Linked DNA regions of Homo sapiens: all the other regions are linked to region 3. The links are chromatin contacts, found by Hi-C or POLR2A ChIA-PET in ENCODE. All regions are on one chromosome and are shown on one strand. Each heading gives the region's core, a stretch centred on a gene start or an enhancer-like site at or near the end of the contact. The rest is flanking DNA. Distances are from core to core; before and after follow the strand shown. Region 1 overlaps LOC105376126 (a long non-coding RNA gene). Region 2 has its middle 46 kb from the start of LINC02893. Region 3 holds the start of LINC02872 (long intergenic non-protein coding RNA 2872).

What was found. Hi-C counts contacts between places; a loop is a spot of excess contacts on that map. ChIA-PET counts read pairs that join two places held with the same protein, here RNA polymerase II (POLR2A). Pooled maps may share reads with other maps.
Region 1: a loop to region 3 is called in a map of ascending aorta, with 4 times the contacts of the local background. The contact joins the enhancer-like site here to the promoter of LINC02872 in region 3. A Hi-C loop is called at or near these places in 4 of 168 maps with a recorded cell type or tissue (PC-9, ascending aorta, transverse colon and 1 more) and 3 of 50 pooled maps. POLR2A ChIA-PET finds 5 or more read pairs at or near these places in 2 of 52 experiments (GM12878 and MCF 10A).
Region 2: a map of pancreas shows a loop between it and region 3 (4-fold over the local background). The contact joins the enhancer-like site here to the promoter of LINC02872 in region 3. A Hi-C loop is called at or near these places in 9 of 168 maps with a recorded cell type or tissue (Right ventricle myocardium superior, adrenal gland, cardiac septum and 6 more) and 7 of 50 pooled maps. POLR2A ChIA-PET finds 5 or more read pairs at or near these places in 1 of 52 experiments (H1).

Annotation. Positions count from the first base shown.
Region 1 is chr9:87,197,070-87,200,254 of GRCh38, forward strand. LOC105376126 (a long non-coding RNA gene) reads right to left here. Exons shown (of 15, transcript XR_007061642.1): 13 at 867-1,052. Among named protein-coding and RNA genes, the nearest start is that of LINC02872, 50 kb to the left of the region's middle. RefSeq lists an enhancer at 2,791-3,185. Within about 2 kb of position 1,827, at least 5 of the 41 ENCODE cell types and tissues checked have a DNase peak (open chromatin) inside an H3K27ac peak, as active enhancers do; they include ascending aorta, where a contact is called at or near this core.
Region 2 is chr9:87,086,694-87,089,857 of GRCh38, forward strand. No RefSeq gene overlaps it. Among named protein-coding and RNA genes, the nearest start is that of LINC02893, 46 kb to the left of the region's middle. Within about 2 kb of position 1,722, at least 2 of the 41 ENCODE cell types and tissues checked have a DNase peak (open chromatin) inside an H3K27ac peak, as active enhancers do; they include heart right ventricle, where a contact is called at or near this core.
Region 3 is chr9:87,147,070-87,150,081 of GRCh38, forward strand. LINC02872 (long intergenic non-protein coding RNA 2872) reads left to right here and starts at 1,575. Exons shown (of 2, transcript NR_161226.1): 1 at 1,575-1,829. RefSeq lists enhancers at 1,178-1,686, 1,687-2,194.

The DNA of each region.
Region 1 (3,185 bases), core at 577-3,076, 50 kb after region 3:
TAATCCCCAGAGCTGATGGAGGACGATGGAGGCAAAACTCGCTGAGTTGAGTTGACCTCCCCATTAAATGGAAGAAACTCTGGAAATACATGGAATACATTGGCTTAAATCCACTCTAAGTTATAAATAACCCACAGGAGAGAGTGTTTGCTGGTGGAAGAGTTTGCTGGGAGAAAGGAAACATTAAAGCATGGGGGAAATTGAAGGTGAGGAGATTGGAGCATGCGGTGCCTTAGGCTTGGTCTCCTTTCAAACCCGCTCTGGGACAAGAACGTGAATGCAAGCAGTTGATTTAGGATGTGATCCCAGGAAGGACCAGAAAAGAAGCAGATATTGGGCCAGGGATGGGAAGAAAGTCAATGCAGGGTACATTAATCAGCAGGGTCACACTGTGGGCAGCCAGGACTCAGTCCTGCTAGGAGCCGGGGAAGGACTGTGAAGAACCAGTTTGAGAGCCATCCCAGCTGAGCAGAGACTCTTCGGAGTACTCAGTCACCAAGTCTAGGCTGCTAGATGAGAGATGTTCCTGGATTTTAACTCTCTGGTACTTTTGGTCTACTTGTGCCTGCAACCAGAGAAAGCCCTGAGGAGAGAGCATAAGGCTGGCAGTAAGCAGCCTCTGGTGTGTCCAAGAACAGCAAGTACTGAGGGGCTACGGGTGGGGCACCCACAAGGTTTAGAGAGCAGATGCTGCAGCCAGACTGCCTGAGTGTGAATTTGGCTGGATTTTCTGCCGCTGAGTACAACTCGGGGCAGGGCTGCTGGGGTCTTCTGATATAGGTCCAGCTCAGCTTGCTTCTAGACCGGCTTCAGAAACCTAAAAGAGTCAAGTTACCTGTCGGGAGCCTGATATCATTATTACTCACCACATTTTGGTCACTTGCTGTGTGTCAGACATTGTACAAGATGCTTTCTACGTGACAGAAACCCCTGCCTCTCCACACAATCTGCTCTCTCCTTACAATCTGCTCTCTCCGTCCTCAGTGGATGGGGGCTTTGTTACTCCGGCATTAAGTGGCACAGATGAGTTAGCCTCACTCCTGAAGGTTCTCCTGTAAAGATGATTAATATTAAGAGATGCTATACTCTAAATACTCCAGAGACCTAAGGATCTACAGATACTTTTTCAGGATCGACTGGGGAATGACGGTTGTCACGGTGTTGAGAGCGTTGCAATGTTCTTATCAGACAATCACAAACACACGCTGAATCCAGAAGATGCTGGACCATAAGGCATTTCTTTTCACACCATGCAGGTCCAAGAAGTCTTTATTCTCTACTCTTTCTCCCTCTTCTCTCCCTTCTCCCCCTGTTAGTTTTCGGCTTCTCTGGCTTCCCTTCATAATTCTGGCTCTGTCATGGAAGCACATGGCAAAGCTGGCCGTGTTTCCTCTGGAGTATTCCAGGTCCACTTGGCTGGCCCTCTCCTTAGAACCACATTCCTGGGGTTATGGGGAGACAACAGCTCCCTGTCATTACTAGCTGAAGGGAATAGTAGCATCCTTCATTAGATCCTCTCAACCTTGCTCATATCTTTATAGATAGTCCCTTTATCAGCCTCACTTCAAATTACCCAATGAGGGTTTATCTTCTGTTCCTGCAGGACCCTAACTGACAATACAGCACTCAAGTAGACTACAGGCAATTCCGTGGCAGAAACCCCACCTTATGCTTCTCTCTGAGCCTGTCCTTGCAAAGATACAACCACAAATGTTAGTAGAGATTAAAACTGAGGTTCAGTGTGGACTCCATCAGAGGAGCATGACTGTTCCTGGAGAAAAAGCATTTTCAGAAGGGGCACTGTAACTTCATTCTTTTACTCAACAAATACTGAAAGCCAGGCACTGTTCTAGGTGCCAGGAAAATAGTATGAGCAAGACAGAATTTCTGCCTCCAGGAGTTATATTCTAATGGAAGGAGTGAGTCAGAACACACACTGGTATAAATTAAAAAGACAATTCCAGATAACGCTAAGTAGAATTTTTAAAGTGCTAGAACGGGAGGATACTTAGTTAGATGGCTAACTAAGGCTCTTATAAGTTCATTTCCAAGGTGATTGGGCCCCTTCGTTAGCATAACAGAGACACCCTATTTTGAGGACTTCTGAAATCATTGAGGGTAATTTTAACAATGCAATTCAATGGGAGAAGGAAAAATAAATCATTGAAATTTGGGTATTAATGTTAAAGGGACTTATTTGGACCCCAAAACAGGACTGTACATCTCTCCACCCTTATCACTGATGCGCCTCTAGTAGTCCAAGAAAAACTGTGTCATTGAAGAGTTGCTGCAATTTTTTCTTCTCTTATGGAGACTGTAACTCTGATCAAAGTGATATGAAGATGCTATTCTTTGGCTTCTGCAAATAGAATGAAAATGACTTTTGGCTGTGGGTATGTGAGGTTTTTCTCAAAATGGAATGTGAGGGCGAGCACTAATGTGCTAATAAACCTCTGTTGGCAGGAAAGAGGTTTTGTCAACGAACTGTGAGAGAAGCAGAATATAGTCCCAAGAAGTTGCAAGATGGGGTCTGCTTTACAGGAATTGGAATCAAATTCAAACGTTTTATGGTTCGGCCATTTAAACATTGACTTAAACATTTGGACATGTATCCATCTCTGGTCTAGCCTGGAGCCACTATAACTTTCACATGAAATCCACTGCAAGCTACTAATTACTGTCTTCACAAAAACCACAGTGCAGGCAGTAGCTGAATTCTGCAAATGGGTTTTCTGCTCTCAAGGAATAATGCTAAAGGGAGGAAATTTGTAGATACCCAGGACCCCTACCCACAAGTATTTCCCCAAAACTTATTAATTTAATCCCAGGGCTCTCCTTCCCTTCTCTGGGCCCCATAGCTACCAGCTTCTCTCATCCTCAGCTCTCCGGCTTCTTCCCTAACAGCACATGCATTATAGTTTCTAGAGCAAGCTGGCTCAGGACTGTTAGAGGTAATCTCAGTCGACTGTGGCACCTTAAGGATGGAGCCCCTCATGGTGGCTTTTGTCAAAGTATTTAAACACTTACACGTGCCCAGCGTGTTTGAATTCTTTTCTAAGGAACTTACCATTTGCCTAATAGAATGACAAAAGCTTGGTAGCATAAGATCTGTTCACATCCTTGATATATGAAAGGCCATGGTTCTCAGACTTTTTAGTCCCAGTGCTTCTTCACACTCTTAAAAT
Region 2 (3,164 bases), core at 472-2,971, 60 kb before region 3:
TAGAGGCCAGAGGCCAAAAAACACTTCATAGTCTGCTTGGCAGCTAATAGCAGGAAACAAGCATTAAATTGTGTGTCCTGTGCTTCTCTGCACTAGTCCCACTCTGCTTAGTTATAAAGGGCTGTAATGAGAGGAGGGAGCTGAAAAAGAACTGAAAGTATTTACCGACGTGGAGAGGAAGGAGATGACAAAGGTCAGCATAAATGGGGCTGTCTCCCATCTTTTAGGGCAAGTAAAAGGCTGGTGAGCCATAGAGTTGTGAAAATTATATTTTAAAATCAAAGTTGGGAAAGATTTCAAAGTTGGATTACTTTTTTCAAGCTCTGGGATTGTAAATATATTAAGGTGATAAAATAAAATGGTGCATGTGAGATCTCTTTGAAAACTGTAAAATATAAGATGTAGTGGGCTAGATAGTTGTCTCCAAAAGAGTAAGTCCGGGTCCTAATTCCTAGAACATCTAAATGGACCTCATTTGGAAAAAGGGGCTTTGCCAAGGTGATCACATTAAAGATCATGAGAAAAGGTATTCTGAATTACCCCTAAATGCAATCACATATATTTTCCCAAGACAGCCACAGATAGGAGAAGAGGAGGAAGCAATGTGGCCACAGAGGCAGAGACTGGAGTGATGGAGCCAAAAGCCAAGGAATGTTGGCAGCTGCCATATGTTGAAGGAGTCACAATCTTTCCTCATAATCTGGAGGAAGTGGCACCCTGCCAGCACCTTGATTTCAGACTTCTGGCCTCCAGAACTGTGGGAGGATACCTTTCTGTTATTTTAAGGCACACAATTTGTGGAAATTAGGTATGGCAGCCCTAGAAAACTCATATATGTAAGGTTAGGAGCTAAGCTAGAAAATAAAAGTACTACTAGAAATGGCAATATATTCATTTATGAGTGTTATTAAGTGGTCCACTGACAATCCCATGTTGTAGTAGGATGATGTGATTAGCATGTGAGCCCCTAATCAGAGTTCAAGTTCATGATTAGGTGGTGAGATCCTTGAGGATCCTGTCATCCCATAGTGCTGGGTGCCAAATAGGTGCCCAATAGATATTTTCTGGTTTGCATATCATAACAAGGAGTAATTCCTCCAAACAGGAGCTCATCAAGAATGTGGAAAAGTAGAACTGCTCCCATCAGGAATCGTGGCCCTGTGGAACCCCAGCTCACTCTTTCTCTTGGGAGCTACTGAATTCTCAGGAAAAGCCTATACCAAGTCCAGCAACTTCAGGGCCATCTGTGACACTCTGTGGACCCCTCATGAAGGTTTTCCCCCTAACTCTTATGCAAGAGAAGTTGACCATGCCCCAAAGCCACATCGACCAGACGAATCCCCATGATATGAGGGGATGGGATGAAATTTTCCAAGGTGAGGGTCGTGAAGCTACCTCTACCCAAGAGGGAGCCCGTTACGTCACATTCCTATTGGCCTCCATTCAAACCTGAGTCCTGCTGCACCGTGAATTTGAGAAAACTTTTGATCCTCAGATTGCTGCCTCATTTGTTTCTAGAAATGTCTAGAAAGTTTCTAGAAAATAGTCATTTTGTGTGGAAGCCTCCCAAAGTCCTTTACTGGCTAGCTTTGGCTCCTGTCACAATACCTTTCTCTCAGTCAGCATGACAACCATCTGCCCTTGAGGCTGAGAGGCCAAAACAAATATGATCAGGGTTGCTATCTTCAGAGTGCTGACAGCACCCTTGGTGTTGGACAACTGGCATGTTGGTTCCAGAATTGTTCCCCAGCCAAGTGCAGCCAGCCCAAGTCACAATGCCAAGGGTTGGTTCCCAAGGGACTTTGCAGAAACTGCAAAGTGAGAGAGGATACTATATACATTTGGATGAGAAATACGCTTCCATCAGCACTGGTTCCCCCACCCAATTCAGCAATACAGGAAGCTATTAAAAAGAATGCATGTTTTAGTTACAAGTTTGGCAATTGTTCATTTATCACTGTACAGTCTCCTTACACCCAAATATGCCCAGGAGTCAAACGTCCCAAATCTCTTTTCTCTCTCGTGGATGAAATTAATCATTTATTCAAATGAGATTTTCTGTGCTACATTGGCATGACCGCCCCTGTCTGGGATCCTGATGTCCCACTCAAGAGAATGGCTCTGTTGTTCTCCTTCTCAGACTGAAGCCCAGAGCAGCTAATTCGCCTCCTCACAGTGGCAGCATCCACACTGTGAATTTGTAGGTCAGGATGTCTGTTAATTCTTTTGATCCTATGGCTTCCTTCCTTGCTGCAACACTTCATGCATCTAGTCTGGTTGTGTTAGGATGGCTATGACCAGTTTTTGTCATGGTAATTGGGTTATATTCCATTCTATTTTAAAAGTAGAAGTATGATGCTTTGTTGAGGCAGTAACAATTCCTGTTATGTCAACTGCACGTTGCAGAACAAATTCAGTTTTCAGTGATTCTGTTTTTTGAGATGAAATTGGAAAGGACTTTGGAAATTGTCTGGCTCAAATTCTCCATTTTGAGATTCTTCCAAAGTCAAAAGCTTGTCTGTAATGGAGCAGGATTTGCAGTCAATTCTCAAAGTCCCCATTCTAAGCTCTTACCATGACCTCAAGCTTCCCAGAACATGATTGTCTGAAGATCCTTGACTATCTTGCATTTCCTTGTCAGTAATCCCATGTCTCATGTTCCTCCTGGAAAGGAATTTTGATATCCATTTATTTTGATAGGAGAGTCCTGGCCATCATCTGGCATGAGCTGCAGAGAAGCTTGTGTCCATCTATGAGGTGGGAGGCATATTATTTCCCAACCTAATTGCAGCTAAGCCACCAAGACTCTAGATGTTAGGGTGCAATGACAGTCGTCCTGAATGTTGGCTCTTGTTTGACAGCATCATTCACTCTTACTGCTGGGACTCACACATGGCAACGATGGGACCCTGAATGAGTTAAGGTGGATGCATTGATGGCCCCTCCTGTACTGCATTAGATGGCATCTGTGTAACCAGCTCATGAAGTTTGGCAGAACATGGAGAAAGACATGAGTAAAGAAGGCATGCTCTTCCCTTGGATGAAAGCACTATTCAAGCATCTCTCAGATAAGAGTTCCTGGCATGATACATTATCCTATTTTACCTTCTGAACAGGGTTGTGTTGAGGATAAAATAGCAAGATGACATGTAAAAGCACATAGA
Region 3 (3,012 bases), core at 325-2,824:
GCCTGACGGGATGATGACCCTGCGGCTCAGCAAGGCCACGTATGACAGACTAACTACTTGAAAAAGGACTCTCTTGAGGGTTACTTAACACAGTCACCTGTTGATTTATGAACACGCACACTCACACATACCTTGTCTCACCCTTTTAATCATATCAATTTGCTGCATCTCAGCAAAAGAAAAAAAAACCGAAACCACTAATTACTCACAAATAAGTCAATGGCAAAGCTCCACATCTGCTCAATCTGGATGGATGAAGTTTGTAAACCACTAACACTTCATTTTCCCCTATTTTGTAATGAATTTTTAATTACATAAGAAATAAGTGAATTCATTCTCTTCTGAAATATTAGGACATTTACTCAAAAGTGCCTTTTGACCACATTCTCCAATTTCTATCCCTCTGAACCCTCCCCTTGGATAGTTTGGGGTTTGGGGATTTAGCCTTGCAGTCCTTTTATATATGGTCTATAGTAGCCTATAGTGCAGCACAGAGAGCGGTATTTCTTCATGAGGGTTTTTCTTGTTTTTCTTTTCTTCTTTCTCTCTCCCTCGCCCTCATTCTTTTCTTACATAAATGGTTTCATACTGCAGTTTCATTCTGCAAATTGCTCATTTTTTTTTTGAGCCTTATCCCAGGCTAGTTCAACTAGATCACTTTTATTTATTTTAACTGCTGTATACAATTCCATCATATAAATACAGCACACACACACTTTACTTATTCCCTGTTTGATTCCCTGTTGATAAACAATCCAATTTTTCACCATCACAAGCAATGCCACCACGTACATAGTCATATCTGACAATCCATGTCCACATGTTCCTCCCACCCAGGCACACCAGGTCCATTGCCACCACACTGAAATGTCAGGCAGCTTGACAATCAAGTCACGTGGTGCCTGGGTCTCAGTTCTCCGCGTTCTGGAACTCGGTGGAGCAGGGCTCTTAGGGTCTTGTGGCCACCTCACCGGGTCAGACTCTCCCCGAGGTGGGAGGACAAGCTAATAGGAGAAACAGGGCCATTTCTTCACCCAACCACTCAGGCTGCCAGACTCATTTTCAGATTCAAATGCAAAATTTCATTATTTCCCCTCAAACCTAAAACCCCACCTAAAGGCGGTTGAGTATTTGGCATTCCCTCTACATTGATCCTGGCTGAGGAGGGCCCGGGGGACTCAGGTCTGAGGAGGACACGTTTTCCAAGGCGGCCCTCCTTCCAGTGCTGCCAGGAGAGGGAAAAGGCACTCAGGGAGTTTTTGCTGGAGATAAGAGCAATTTTTGAAAAAAAGGTAGTAAGGCAGGAGGTGGAGTCTGCCACGGGTCTCTTTCAAACTTGCTACTTTCCATCCCGTTAATACAATCCCGGCCCTGTTTCCCGGCCCCGCGGCCATTGCAGAGTCATGAAGTCATCGCAGCTGCGCCTGCAGCCAGGCGGGAACGGGAACGGGAACTGGCTGGCCGCGGTCCCTTCTGTCCCCCGCCAGCCGGAAATGTCCGCGCGCTGAAAAGCAGACGCTGCCTGCCCGGGGAACGGCGAGAGAGAGCGAGAAAAAAAAAAGCCTGAAGGCGGCGCGGCAGCCAGCGAGAGGGGAGAAACAGATTCACACCCAGGGGCCTCCGGGCAGGGCCCACGGGACTCAGGCCGTGTCCCGCTTGGAATGTGGAGCAGGCGCGGCCTCGGCGTCAGCAGAGCTCCCCTGCATCTCCTCCTGGGGGTGTGGGGGCCGAGTGGGAGAACTGGCGGACAGAGGAAAGGGGCCTCGCTCGCAAGGCCCGGGCGGGGAGGCCTGGCCTCCTGCTCAGTCGGTGCAAATGGAAAAAGAGACGTAAGTGCCAAGTCCCAAAAGAGCAAGTCATGGGCCCCGGCTTTACAATCTGTTTCATGAGTTATTCCTCCAAGCATGCCTGGCAGTCGAGTTTCTTCATTAGTGCTGCAGCAAGCAGATGGGAACATGAGCGCCCGAGAGCATGGAGGCCTCGCAGGCAAGCAGGTGGCAGCCCCCAACATTCTGGGCAGGCTCTGGGGTCGAGGGAGCACGTTCTGATGCTTAAATAGCCTCACCTTTTATCCTGACTGGGGTAGTCCTGTGTGGTGGTTTGGTGCCCGTTTTACACCTAGACCCTCTCTCTACCCCTTGACTCGCTCTCTACCCCTTCATCCATAAGTAATGTCTGCCTCCGCCTGATCCCAGGCTGCCTTTCTGGGGTTCCAGAGACGCTGGTTGTGATGAGCAGCAAAGGGCCTCACTGTCTAAGTCGCCCAGCAGTTCCCTTGTCCTCGGGAAGGCTGCATCTTAATGGAGACCAGGAAAGGTAATGCAGGGATGGAGTCTGGATGAAGACCTGCCAAGTTGCGAGGAAGGTGGAATGGCATAGACACGGCGTTCCAAGCAGCCAGGGTTAGCCAGTCAGCTTTCCCAGTGATAGAAACCTTGTAGGCACTTTATCCTGTGACCCCAACTGTCCTCCTCAGGTGTCAACTTCCTTTCCATTACCATTAACTCCTCTTATTCCAACCACAGCTGTTGTCAACCCTCTCAAACCTCTGAAAAACAGGATAAAAGCCCCAGTGGGTATCAAAATCTCTGCCTTGAAATCCTTTTGAAACAAAGATTGTTATTGAGGGAGGTTTTCAGAATGAAGAGGAGGCTGCTGCCGTCTGAATGTGATGGTATTATTAGGAGGTGGGGCCTTTGGGAAATGATCAGGGCATGAAAGTCCTCATGAGTGGGATCAGTGCCCTTATAAAAAAGGCCCCAGAGAGCTGCCTTGCCCTTCCCACCATATGAGGACACAGGGAAAAGGCACCTTCTATACAAACCAGGAAACAGACCCTCACCAGATGCTGAATCTGCTGGTGCCTTGCTCTTGAGCTTCCCAGCCCCCAGAACTGTGGGAACAAACATCTGTTGCTTATTAGCCACCCAGTGTATGGTATCCTGTTAGAGCAGCCTCAGATGACTAAGGCGGCAACTTTCCATCCCCATGTCTGCAGGCCTCAGCCCCCCT